2 separate regions of the Homo sapiens genome follow, and region 2 is linked to region 1. A link is an interaction called in ENCODE POLR2A ChIA-PET data of the cell type or tissue named here. Cell type or tissue: HepG2. All regions are shown on one strand. Links, peaks and the distances in the headings refer to the core of each region. The heading gives the core; the rest is flanking DNA.

Region 1 (5,518 bases), core at 234-5,233:
GGCCTAAATAAGATAAATAAACTCTGTACATTATCACTGGGCACAGGTTTAGGATTCATTAAGAAAAAAAAAAGTACTGAATATTTACTATATAAGCTGGGCATTATACTGGGAGGAAAAGAAGTTTAAGTGCTAGGCTAGTGAGAATGTAAGTTTAAATGGAATCTTAAGGTAGATTTGAAAGGAAAGGAATGAAGTATAGGTTAGGGTTTATTTTATGAATTAGTTAAAAGGACCAGTTGACAGCCTGCCGAGCCTGTCTTCAAGGCTCAGATATTTAGTGCTAGTGAGAGTGCCCCTACCCAGCATGCACCAAACATTTCCTGTCCTGACTCCTTTGGACTGCCCTTCTGCATCCCCAGCCCATACCTTTGAAACCCAGTCATCCACCTAAAGAACCGCAACAGCAAGGAGGGGGACAGAGAGGCAGCAACTTAATACACAGGAGTTTTGACTGGGGCCCCAACCAGGGGCTGGTTGGGCCATCTTAGGGACATCATTTTTTTTTAATTGAAACAGGGTCTCACTCTGTCACCTAGGCTGGAGTGCAGTGGCATGATCACAGCTCACTGCAGCCTCTACTTCCTGCGCTCAAGCAATTGCCCTACCTCAGCCTCCCAAGTAGCTGGGACTATGGGTGTGTGCCACCACATCCGGCTAATTTTTGTATTTTTTGTAGAGATGGGGTTTCGCCATGTTGCTTAGGCTGGTCTTGAACTCCTGTGCTCAAGTGATCCGCCCGCCTCGGCTTCCTGAAGCGCTGGGACTACAGGCATGCACCACTGTGCCTAGCCAGGGACATCATTTAATGTCCCTGCATGCCTGCCACAGACCTAGACAGATGGAGTTCTCTCCACGAAAGAAGCCCAACTCCCTTGCTTCTTCTCATCTCCCTGCCTTCCATCTCTGGGTAACGTCTGACCAGTCTCCCTCCTGTATAGTTACAGCCCATGCCTCTGTTAGTTTCAACCTCTCCCTCCAAGGTAGGCCTGGGGAATTCCACTTTGAGCAGAGGTGGGTTAGAAACTTTGAGAAGGGAATACAGGCATGAAACAAAGAACAAGGTACAAGTGGACCAAATATGGTATAAAGAAGGGATTAGTAGGGAAAGTAAAAGCGAACAGTAAGGAAAACATGCAACTAGATTTTCCTGAATCCAAGGGGCCTCTGAGGATTTGGTATGCTAGCTACCCGGCCTCAAAAATTCTCTTCACTCCTTCAGCAGACTCTTACCTGTTTGTGAACCTTTGTAAGCTGTTCCAGGTTGTTCTCAAGAAAGGAAATCTTCTGCTTTTGGGAGTGAATCCCCCCACTGTCTTCGGGCTCCATTTCTGCACTCTGAGAACAGATAGAAGGAAAGACGTGGCTGTCCTGAGGCCAAACAGGTCCCACCAAGACCAGGCCAAGCCAGCCCCATAGGGGCAACAGGGGCAGGAGAAACCTAAGGATAGGAGGAGGATGTGGGGGCTGACAAAACCCCAAGGACAGCACTCACTTTCTTGACTCGAGTCGTGACGTCTTGAACGAACAGCTTGCGAAGGTTGTGGAGGGTCTGGAGTTCCCGGGCCTGGAAAGAATGATGAAAAATTGGGAATAGCCAGATACCAGGTCTGTCCTATTCCTCCAGAATTATAGGTACCTCCAGTCTCTATAATCAAGTGAGTCACTTATCCTTTAGGAAAAAATGTGTCTTGATTACGCTACAGAATGGCTGCAAAAGGGCAGGAGGAATAGGGTTAGGAAGAAATGAAGCCTCCCCACTCCCCAGTCCTGTGAATTTGGCACAGAAGGGAACCACTCACAACTGTCTCCTCCAGACCCTTGAGGTCCTGCTTGGACTGCTCATGTCGCTCGTACAGAAATCTGTAGCAAGAGAAATAAGGGAAATGGAAAGATCCCTCAGGACTCTCCTTCCTCCTGCCTCTTCCTCTATTACTTTTATCTCCATTTAAGTATTACTATTATTGTTATTTTGTGAAACAGGGTCTCATTCTGTTACCTAGGCTAGATAGAGTACAGTGGCACAATCAGGGCTCACTGCAGCCTCAACCTCCTGGGCTCAAGGGATCCTTCCCACCTCAGCCTCCCAAGCATCTGGGACCACAGACGTATGCCACCATGCCCAGCTAATTTTTGTATTTTTAGTAGAGACAGGGTTTTGCCATGTTGCCCAGGCTGGTCTCGAACTACTGAGCTCAAGCAGTCCACCTGCTTTGGCCTCCCAAAGTGCTGAGATTATAGGTGTAAGCCATCGCACCCAGCCTATTATTATTTATTACACAAGTTACTCATGTTTACTGTGCAAAAATTAGAAAAGAATTTTAAAGAGAGACATAAGGTGAGTTTTTATAAAAAGCCTATGATTCTACTATTTACAGATCAAACCAACATTAACCTTCTGGTGTCCACCTTTCTAGACTTTTTTCTATGCCTACATATCCATGTATACATTTTTATGGGATCATACCATGCATATGGTTTTGTAACCTGTTTTTACACTGAATAGAACACGTAAACCTCCTTCCATACTGGTGAATACTCAACGGCAGTCTTTGCTGAGAGTGTCCTTTTGGTCCCGTCCCTACCCCATCATATTTTTCCCATGAGTCACCCTATCATGTCTGCATGTGTGTCCTGCCTCTGCAAGCGTGTCTGAGTTCACAGTTCTGAGCCTACAAGGCTGTAGTTTTACAGGTAAATCCATGCCACTCACGTCAGCTCCTGCAGCTTGGTGCTCTTCTCGTGTTCTTCGCTCTTCAGCTTCTCGTAGTCAGCCTGAAGCTTCTCTAGCTCTAACTGGAGCTTCTGATTTAGGCTACAGAGCATCAGAAGGTAATGGAGATGGGGGAGAAAGATGTTAATGAGGGGGAAGGGAAGGCCAGCTCTTCAAACTTCTTCCTTTTTGAACGAGTGAGTCCAGTTAGAATTGATGTGTCCACCTTCAGATACCAGAGGCAGACTCAGGCCACTGTTTCCATGACAGAGCCAGGAACCCTGACCTCTCTAATCCTGGGACCCTCAAGGATAGGGACTAGTCGTTATTCCATGTGTCTCCTGAGGTGGGGCTACGAAGTTGTGGCATTGTTGAGGGAATGACACATGGATGTTAAAGAATCAGACCCAGAGGGGACATGTGAGTCAATACAGCAAGGTGACAGGACCCGGGAGGGGCTGGAGTCGCCCTTGGGAACCCTTACTCTTTGAGCTCATCAATGGTCTTCTGCTTCTCGTTGATCTCGTCCCGGAGCCGGGCCAGCTGCCGGTGATGGGCCTCCCGGTGACTCTCCATCTGCAGCTCCAGAGCCTTCTGCAAACAACCCCACCCCAAGCTCAAAGGCCAGACTCCCAGCAACAAGCTCTGTGAGGGCCAGCACAGCTTTCACCACACCAGGCCCCAATTGTCCCTGACACCTTCCTTACTCACCTTCACTTCATCTGCATCCTGAGTGTCAGGCTCCTTGTCCTTCAGGGCCACTTCATGCACAGTTTCTAAGGGAAAGAGGGGAAGACAGCTGACATCAAACCTACCTCTTTCGGAAAGAACTTCACGTTGTGACCAGAACTCCAGGCAGGGCTGGGAATGGACCCACAGGGATGTTCTTCTGTGTTAGGACTGTCCAATTTGATATAGCAGGAACAGAGAACAAGGGTGTATGGTTAATGTAAAATGAGCTACATGCAAAACCTTGGCTAACATATGAGTTGGCATCCATGATTTCAAGCTAATGCTTTGAGTGAGTGATTATTGGGGTGATTTATTTTGATGTTTCTGACTTTTCTGCCCTGGACAGTGGGATGGAGGTATAAGAAGGCCTCACCCTGGGCCTGGAGCTTGGCCAGCTCATCGCTCAAGGAGTCATAGGACTCTTCCAGGTGCCGCTTCTTTAGCTCCACGCTCTGCATGTATTCCGTAAGCGAGCGGATCTTGGCCTCATGCTGGTGGGAGAAAGTTGGTGAGAGGAAGAAGATGGAGCAAAGGACACAAACCCAGGCCACACAGATCTCCAACTCCAGCTCTCCTCCCAGCCCTCCCTCCTGCTACACTTCCCATGAGGGTGCAGGGTTGGGGGCCATTCCTATGGGGCTCTTCCTTTAGCTCCCATGGCTCAGGGGGCAGTACCCGCCCTGAGCCTTTACTTTTTTGGCCCTGATCTGCACCCCTGCCACCCCAGCTTTTCTGTCCTTGATTTCACTTGACCCCAGAACTTTGACATAAAGGTGGGTGTTAGGAGTTTTAGCCATAACCCCAGAGTAGCCTTCTTTCTCCCATGGCATCTGAAGGTTCTCAAACTTAGGCACTCACCTGAGAGATGAGGAGCTGGCAGGATGAGAGCTCCCGCCCGGTCACTTCCATCTTGCGGTGACACTCCACCTGGAGGTTCTCCAGCTGCCGGCACCGCTTGACCACAGACTTGACTTCTGATTTGATTTTGCTGATGTAGAGTCGGGCCACAGTGAACTCCTCCTCGATGGCCCCACTGATCTCCACTGGCTAAGGTGATTAAAGGAGGAAGAGATGCTTCTTGGCTGCTGGGAAGCTTTATCTGTTCCCTCCCACCTTCTACCTACCCATACACACCCACATACGCAGGGACTCAAATGGGATGGGTATTTTCCAAACGACCTTTAGCAGCTCTCTATCAGCGGCATTTCACATTAAATTCCTCCGCCTGCATTTAAAAATCCAATTCTGGCTGGGCGCAGTAGCTCATGCCTTGTAATCTCAGCACTTTGGGAGGTCAAGGTGGGTGGATCACCTGAGGTCAGGAGTTCGAGACCAGCCTGACCAACATGGTGGTGAAACCCTGTCTCTACTAAAAATACAAAATTAGCCAAGCATCATGGCACATGCCTGTAATCCCAGCTACTCAAGAGGCTGAGGCAGGAAATTGCTTGAACCCAGGAGGCGGAGGTTGCAGTGAACCGAGATCACACCACTGGACTCCAGCCTGGGCGACAGAGTGAGACTCCATCTCAAAAAAAAAAAAAAAAAATCCAATTCTGGGCCGGGCTCGGTGGCTCACGCCTGTAATCCCAACACTTTGGGAGGCCGAGGTGGGTGGACTACGAGGTCAGGAGTTCGAGACCAGCCTGGCCAATATGGTGAAACCCTCTCTCTACTAAAAACATAAAAAATTAGCCAGGAGAGGTGGTGTGTGCCTGTAGTCCCAGCTACTCGGGAGGCTGAAGCAGAAGAATTGCTTGAACCTGGGAGGCGGAGGTTGCAGTGAGCTGAGATCACACCACTGCACTCCAGCCTGGGCAACAGAGCAAGACTCCATCTCAAAAAAAAAAAAAAATCCAATTCTGACAGTCCCCCACTTACAAATAAATCTTATAAAGCAACATGATTTTCTTTTGATCTCCTTGATCACCCAGATTATTCTCACATCCACAGATTTGCATATTTCATTCTGAACTCTGTGCCTATGCCCCACCTCTAACTCCTACTGCAAGCACTGCTCTGTTGCTGCTGCTTTTTTTTTTTTTTTTTGAGACAGAGTCTCCCTCTGTCACC
Region 2 (5,072 bases), core at 73-5,072, 60 kb after region 1:
TAACAAATACTTAATGAGGACCTACTGTGTGCCACACAGTTTGGGGCTCAGGGTACATCCTTGAGCAAGAGGAAAAAATCATCTCAGTGGGAGGCCTACAGTAAACAAAATATAAGTGCCACGGAGAAAGCTAAAGCAGAGAAAGGAATGGAGAATGTTCAGGATGGAGGTCAGAGTGTTACATCAGGTGGTCAGGAATTACCTTAGGTAATTCCTCCACTCAAAACCCTTCAGTGACTTCCATGACATGAAATAGGAAGTCATTGGAGGGTTTGAGCAGAGGAATGACCTGTTTTAAAAGGCTCACTCAGGCTGCTGTATGGTGAATAGAGTTGCGGAGGGGTGGCAAGAGAAGAAATGGGAAGACCTTCTGCAGTCAGAAAGTTTCTGCAGTAATTTAGAGATGGTAGTGAATTGATCTAGATTGGAAACAATGGAATTAGAAGTGTTTAGATTCTTCTAAGCAAAGGTTTTAAAAACTCATTTTTAAAGAATGAGTTAAGGGCCGGGCATGGTGGCTCACACCTGTAATCCCAGCACTTTGGGAGACCAGAGGTGGGTGGATCACCTGAGGTCAGGAGTTCAAGACCAGCCTGGCCAACATGGTGAAATCCCATCTTTACTAAAAATACAAAAATTAGCCGGGCATGGCAGTGCATGCCTGTAATCCCAGCTACTCCGGAGGCTGAAGCAGGAGAATCGCTTGAACCCAGCAGGCGGAGGTTGCAGTGAGCCGATTGCGCCACTGCCTTCCAGCCTGGGCAAAAAGAGTGAGACCCGTCTCAGAAAAAAAGGAATGAGTTAAAATTTGCTAGTACTTTGGATTGCAGGGTGTGAGAGAAGAGGAATGAAGGATGATACCAAGGTTTTTAGCTTAAGCAACTAGAGTTGTCATCTGAGATGGGGATGACCTTGGAAGGGGAAAATCAGCAAGAGTTTGCCTTTGCACATAGTCTTAGGTGCCTATTAGACATTGAAAAAGAAATGGCAAGTAGGCAGTAGACAGCAGAGTCTGAAGTTCTGGAAGAGGTCCAGACTGGAAATGTACATTTGGAGGATGTCAGCCCTGTGGGAATGGAGTTAGGAAAATGCTATGATTTGTTCCCTTCCCTGTAGTTTAGTTTTTACCCTGGCAGATTTGAGGCCTGCTTTGGATTTAGAGAAAGCTGAGTTGGCCAGGACTTTACTATTATGTAACCAGGACTACAAATGTCAGCAACTAAAAATAAAGAAAGTCAGGCCCTCTTCTGCCCTTCGAAATGGCTACAGGGACCAAGTATGCATACCCCACAAGACCAGAAGTAAGGAAGGACCAGTAGGAGGCTGGAGGTAAAAGAAAAATAAGGGCCCAGCACGGTAGCTCATGCCTATAATCCCAGCACTTTGGGAAGCGATGGATCACAAGGTTAAGAGATGGAGACCATCCTGGCCAACATAGTGAAACCCTATCTCTGCTAAAAACACAAAAATTAGCTGGGCGTGGTGGCACGCGCCTGTAGTCCCAGCTACTCGGGAGGCCGAGGCAGAAGAATCACTTGAACCGAGGAGGCAGAGGTTGCAGTGAGCCGAGATCGCACCACTGCACTTCAGCCTGGCAACAGAGCAAGACTTGGTCTCAAAAAAAAAAAAAGAAAGAAAAAAAGAAAAAGAAAAGTAAGTTGCCTCTCCCCCTTCCAAAAATGGCTGACATTTCTCTTTGTTGCCCACAGTGTTCAAGAAGGAAGTGTATCTTCATACATCACCACACCTGAAAGCAGGTAAACTTAACCTACCCTTTTCCAAAAATTTTAAACGGCAGGACAGTAAATATTTTAGATGTTAAAAGTCCTATAGTCTCTAGCGTGACTCTTCATCTCTGCCACTGTAGCACCAAAGCAGCCATAAACAATATGTAAATAAACAGATGTGGCTGTATTCCAGTACAACTTTACCTACAAAAACAGGCATCAGACCAGCTTGCCAACTTGTGGCATAGACTGTTTGCTACATGGAGCTTGTTCCAGCCACTCCCCATTATCCTGCAGATGTGCTTTTCCAGACTGATCCAACTGCAGAGATGGCAGCTGAGTCATTGCCTTTCTCCTTCGGGACACTGTCCAGCTGGGAGCTGGAAGCCTGGTATGAGGACCTGCAAGAGGTCCTGTCTTCAGATGAAAATGGGGGTACCTATGTTTCACCTCCTGGAAATGAAGAGGTAAGAATGTTAGCCCTAAAGCTAAAGGGGGATGTTACCTTTCCCTTCTCAACTAATATCTATGTTCCCTTTCCTCATTTCCTTGAAGGAAGAATCAAAAATCTTCACCACTCTTGACCCTGCTTCTCTGGCTTGGCTGACTGAGGAGGAGCCAGAACCAGCAGAGGTCACAAGCACCTCCCAGAGCCCTCACTCTCCAGATTCCAGTCAGAGCTCCCTGGCTCAGGAGGAAGAGGAGGAAGACCAAGGGAGAACCAGGAAACGGAAACAGAGTGGTCATTCCCCAGCCCGGGCTGGAAAGCAGCGCATGAAGGAGAAAGAACAGGAGAATGAAAGGAAAGTGGCACAGCTAGCTGAAGAGAATGAACGGCTCAAGCAGGAAATCGAGCGCCTGACCAGGGAAGTAGAGGCGACTCGCCGAGCTCTGATTGACCGAATGGTGAATCTGCACCAAGCATGAACAATTGGGAGCATCAGTCCCCCACTTGGGCCACACTACCCACCTTTCCCAGAAGTGGCTACTGACTACCCTCTCACTAGTGCCAATGATGTGACCCTCAATCCCACATACGCAGGGGGAAGGCTTGGAGTAGACAAAAGGAAAGGTCTCAGCTTGTATATAGAGATTGTACATTTATTTATTACTGTCCCTATCTATTAAAGTGACTTTCTATGAGCCAAGGTCTTTTACTTTTTCTTCTTGCCTTTAGGGGCTTCAGGGGGTTTCCCCTCAGCTACAGCCAACTGTTTCTTTAGATCCAAGAGTTTCGCCACCTCCGCAGCAACCTCGTTCTTGTCTGCCTTTTGTGCTTTCAGTTCTCGGACAATGTTTCCCTAAGATAAAGGGGGGTGGGGAGGTAACAGTGAGGCAAGAAAAAGATCTATTTAGGATTCAGCTTGTCCAGTCTCCCACAGGGCTTAAGCTTCATACTTGTTTTGTCACTTCATCCATCAGCGCTTGTATCTGCTGTGGCTTGGCTGTTGTAACAGTCTCTACAACTGCTGGCTTCGGGGACGTTTTTGCCTGGAGAACAACAAAGTTATCACCAGCAACCATAAATATCCCCTAACCTCCAGTTTTATACAGCATCTCAGAGGGAAAGTGGTTACCTTTAAGTCGAAGGTCTCTTCTAGTTAAGACAGGAAAGAAAAACTGTAAGTGAGGAAGCGGCAGGGCCAAAAGATGGAAAGAGTGATGGGTGAGGACTACTTAGGGAAATTAGGGAAGTGATGCTGTGGCTGTTGTGGAGCGAGGGCACAGCCTTTAGCTTTCTCACCTGGCCCCCTCCAAAGCGCTGCCTTAAACTTTCAATCTGGTCATTTTCCAATTTTTGGAACAAGGGACTGACCTGTAAAAAAAGAGTTCCAGAATCATCTACTGATTGGATACAGACTCTACCATAGACTATACAGATGACCTCTCCAACCCCAATCTCTGATGTGTTTTAGAAAGAACGAGCTTAACACTGAGCTAATATCTGCTGATTTTAGGAAATTAGCTGTAGCTTTCCCTGTGAAACCCCAAATAATTTGTAGGGTCAAAGATTCTTTAAGCTCTCTAAGGATGCTAGGCTGATCCAGAAGTTTAGCAATGTACTTACTTTTTCATTTTGTGTCAAAGAGGAAATGGCTTTCCTGTATTTTCCCTGCCCACTATCTGCTAGCATTATGGAGACTAGGTGATCACAGTGTTTCTTCAAATATCTGTTTACCAGTTAGTTTTGTGTGCCAGGTTCTGGTTTCTGGCATGAAGAACAATGAAGATGTACAGATAATTCCGGACTTGTGAACGACTACCAAGGACTTTATATCAGAAACTTAGGAGTCCCATGACCAAAGTAACACTGGAGAGATGTTAGGTCTTCTCTCACCCACTCCAAAAGCTGCATGGCAAGAGTATCAATTTTAAGAGAGGCTGGCTCTTCCACCTACTGTGCCAATCTGGTGTCCTGCTGGTAAGGTACACAGGAAGTTTGTCAGCAGGATACTGCAGGCTGGAGGTGGGAGCTGCAGCTGGGCCTGGATTGTGGCACTAACCGTGGGCATGTAAGGCTGAAGCATGACAGAGAGCAAGGCAGCTATATTCACTGCCAAGCCAGTCACTGTTCCTGCCCGTTGCCTGAGGAAGAGGAGACATTAGTCAAGACCTCCAGGAGGATACAGCTTACAAGCCACTTTATGCCTTTAGCCAACCCTCCCCGCTTACCTACCTGTCAGCCTCACTGCCTTTAATCCGCTTCCAGGGCTCATTCACCTGAATATATTGGTTGCCATGTCGAGATATGGTGAGGATACTGCGCAAGGCATCCCGGATCCTGGGAAGGGAGGAAGCAGGCCAAGGTGTAATGTCCTACAGAGACCAATACAAGGAGGCTCTCAACATGCCAGCAGAAAAGACAGAGGTGTCAGTTACTTACCGAACCTTCTCAAGTAGCTGGTGATAGTGCTGGAGCTCCAGGGTGACATGGGCCAGCAGGCGCTGATCATCAGGGGTGAGCACCATCTCAGGCACATAGCCCCCAAAGAACTTAGACACAAACATCCCAGCTCTTGGTTGGGAGTAGGAAAGCAGAAGTGGAAAAAAGAGGGGAAGTTATTATCCCGTCTCCTTGTTAGAATTTCACCCAATTTCCACAGCTGTACATTCTCTCAGGATTCCTGCCTGGAACAGGTAACTCCTGGCTCCCTCAAGCTAGTAGACAAGGCCTAATTATTTACTCTTTCTCTCCCCTAAGAATCTGACTCTGCACATAAGAAACCTGATTAAGTTAAACAACTGTACCTCTTATTTTTAAGAAGTCATTACTCGGCCGGGCGCAGTGGCTCACGCCTAAAATCCCAGCACTCTGGGAGGCCGAGGTGGGCAGATCACCTGAGG

The links. Peaks named below come from ENCODE experiments on the same cell type or tissue, not always from the same donor. Only the 100,000 strongest peaks of a DNase experiment are listed, where the experiment ranks them.
Region 2: POLR2A ChIA-PET joins it to region 1 with 12 read pairs; 8 of 35 experiments call an interaction of 5 or more read pairs at or near these places.

The regions. Positions count from the first base shown.
Region 1 is chr12:57,574,058-57,579,575 of GRCh38, reverse strand. KIF5A (kinesin family member 5A) reads right to left here. Exons shown (of 29, transcript NM_004984.4): 16 at 4,304-4,492; 17 at 3,819-3,936; 18 at 3,425-3,489; 19 at 3,198-3,307; 20 at 2,714-2,815; 21 at 1,803-1,863; 22 at 1,496-1,567; 23 at 1,234-1,338. Among named protein-coding and RNA genes, the nearest start is that of PIP4K2C, 14 kb to the left of the region's middle. In HepG2, for the core only: no CTCF peak of the experiment used is centred there; DNase peaks (open chromatin) are centred at 2,605 and 3,275; H3K4me3 peaks cover 1,023 bases.
Region 2 is chr12:57,514,391-57,519,462 of GRCh38, reverse strand. MARS1 (methionyl-tRNA synthetase 1) reads right to left here. Exons shown (of 21, transcript NM_004990.4): 16 at 4,612-4,743; 17 at 4,405-4,509; 18 at 4,127-4,313; 19 at 3,472-3,543; 20 at 3,126-3,218; 21 at 2,811-3,028. The coding sequence ends at 2,882. It overlaps DDIT3 (DNA damage inducible transcript 3), which reads left to right. Exons shown (of 4, transcript NM_004083.6): 2 at 1,710-1,757; 3 at 2,025-2,194; 4 at 2,283-2,870. The coding sequence starts at 2,057. The coding sequence ends at 2,654. LOC128125814 reads left to right here. Exons shown (of 2, transcript NM_001414991.1): 2 at 1,710-1,751. The coding sequence ends at 1,751. MIR616 (microRNA 616) reads left to right here and starts at 204; the gene lies at 204-300. RefSeq lists an enhancer at 1-113. In HepG2, for the core only: no CTCF peak of the experiment used is centred there; no DNase peak of the experiment used is centred there; H3K4me3 peaks cover 1,202 bases.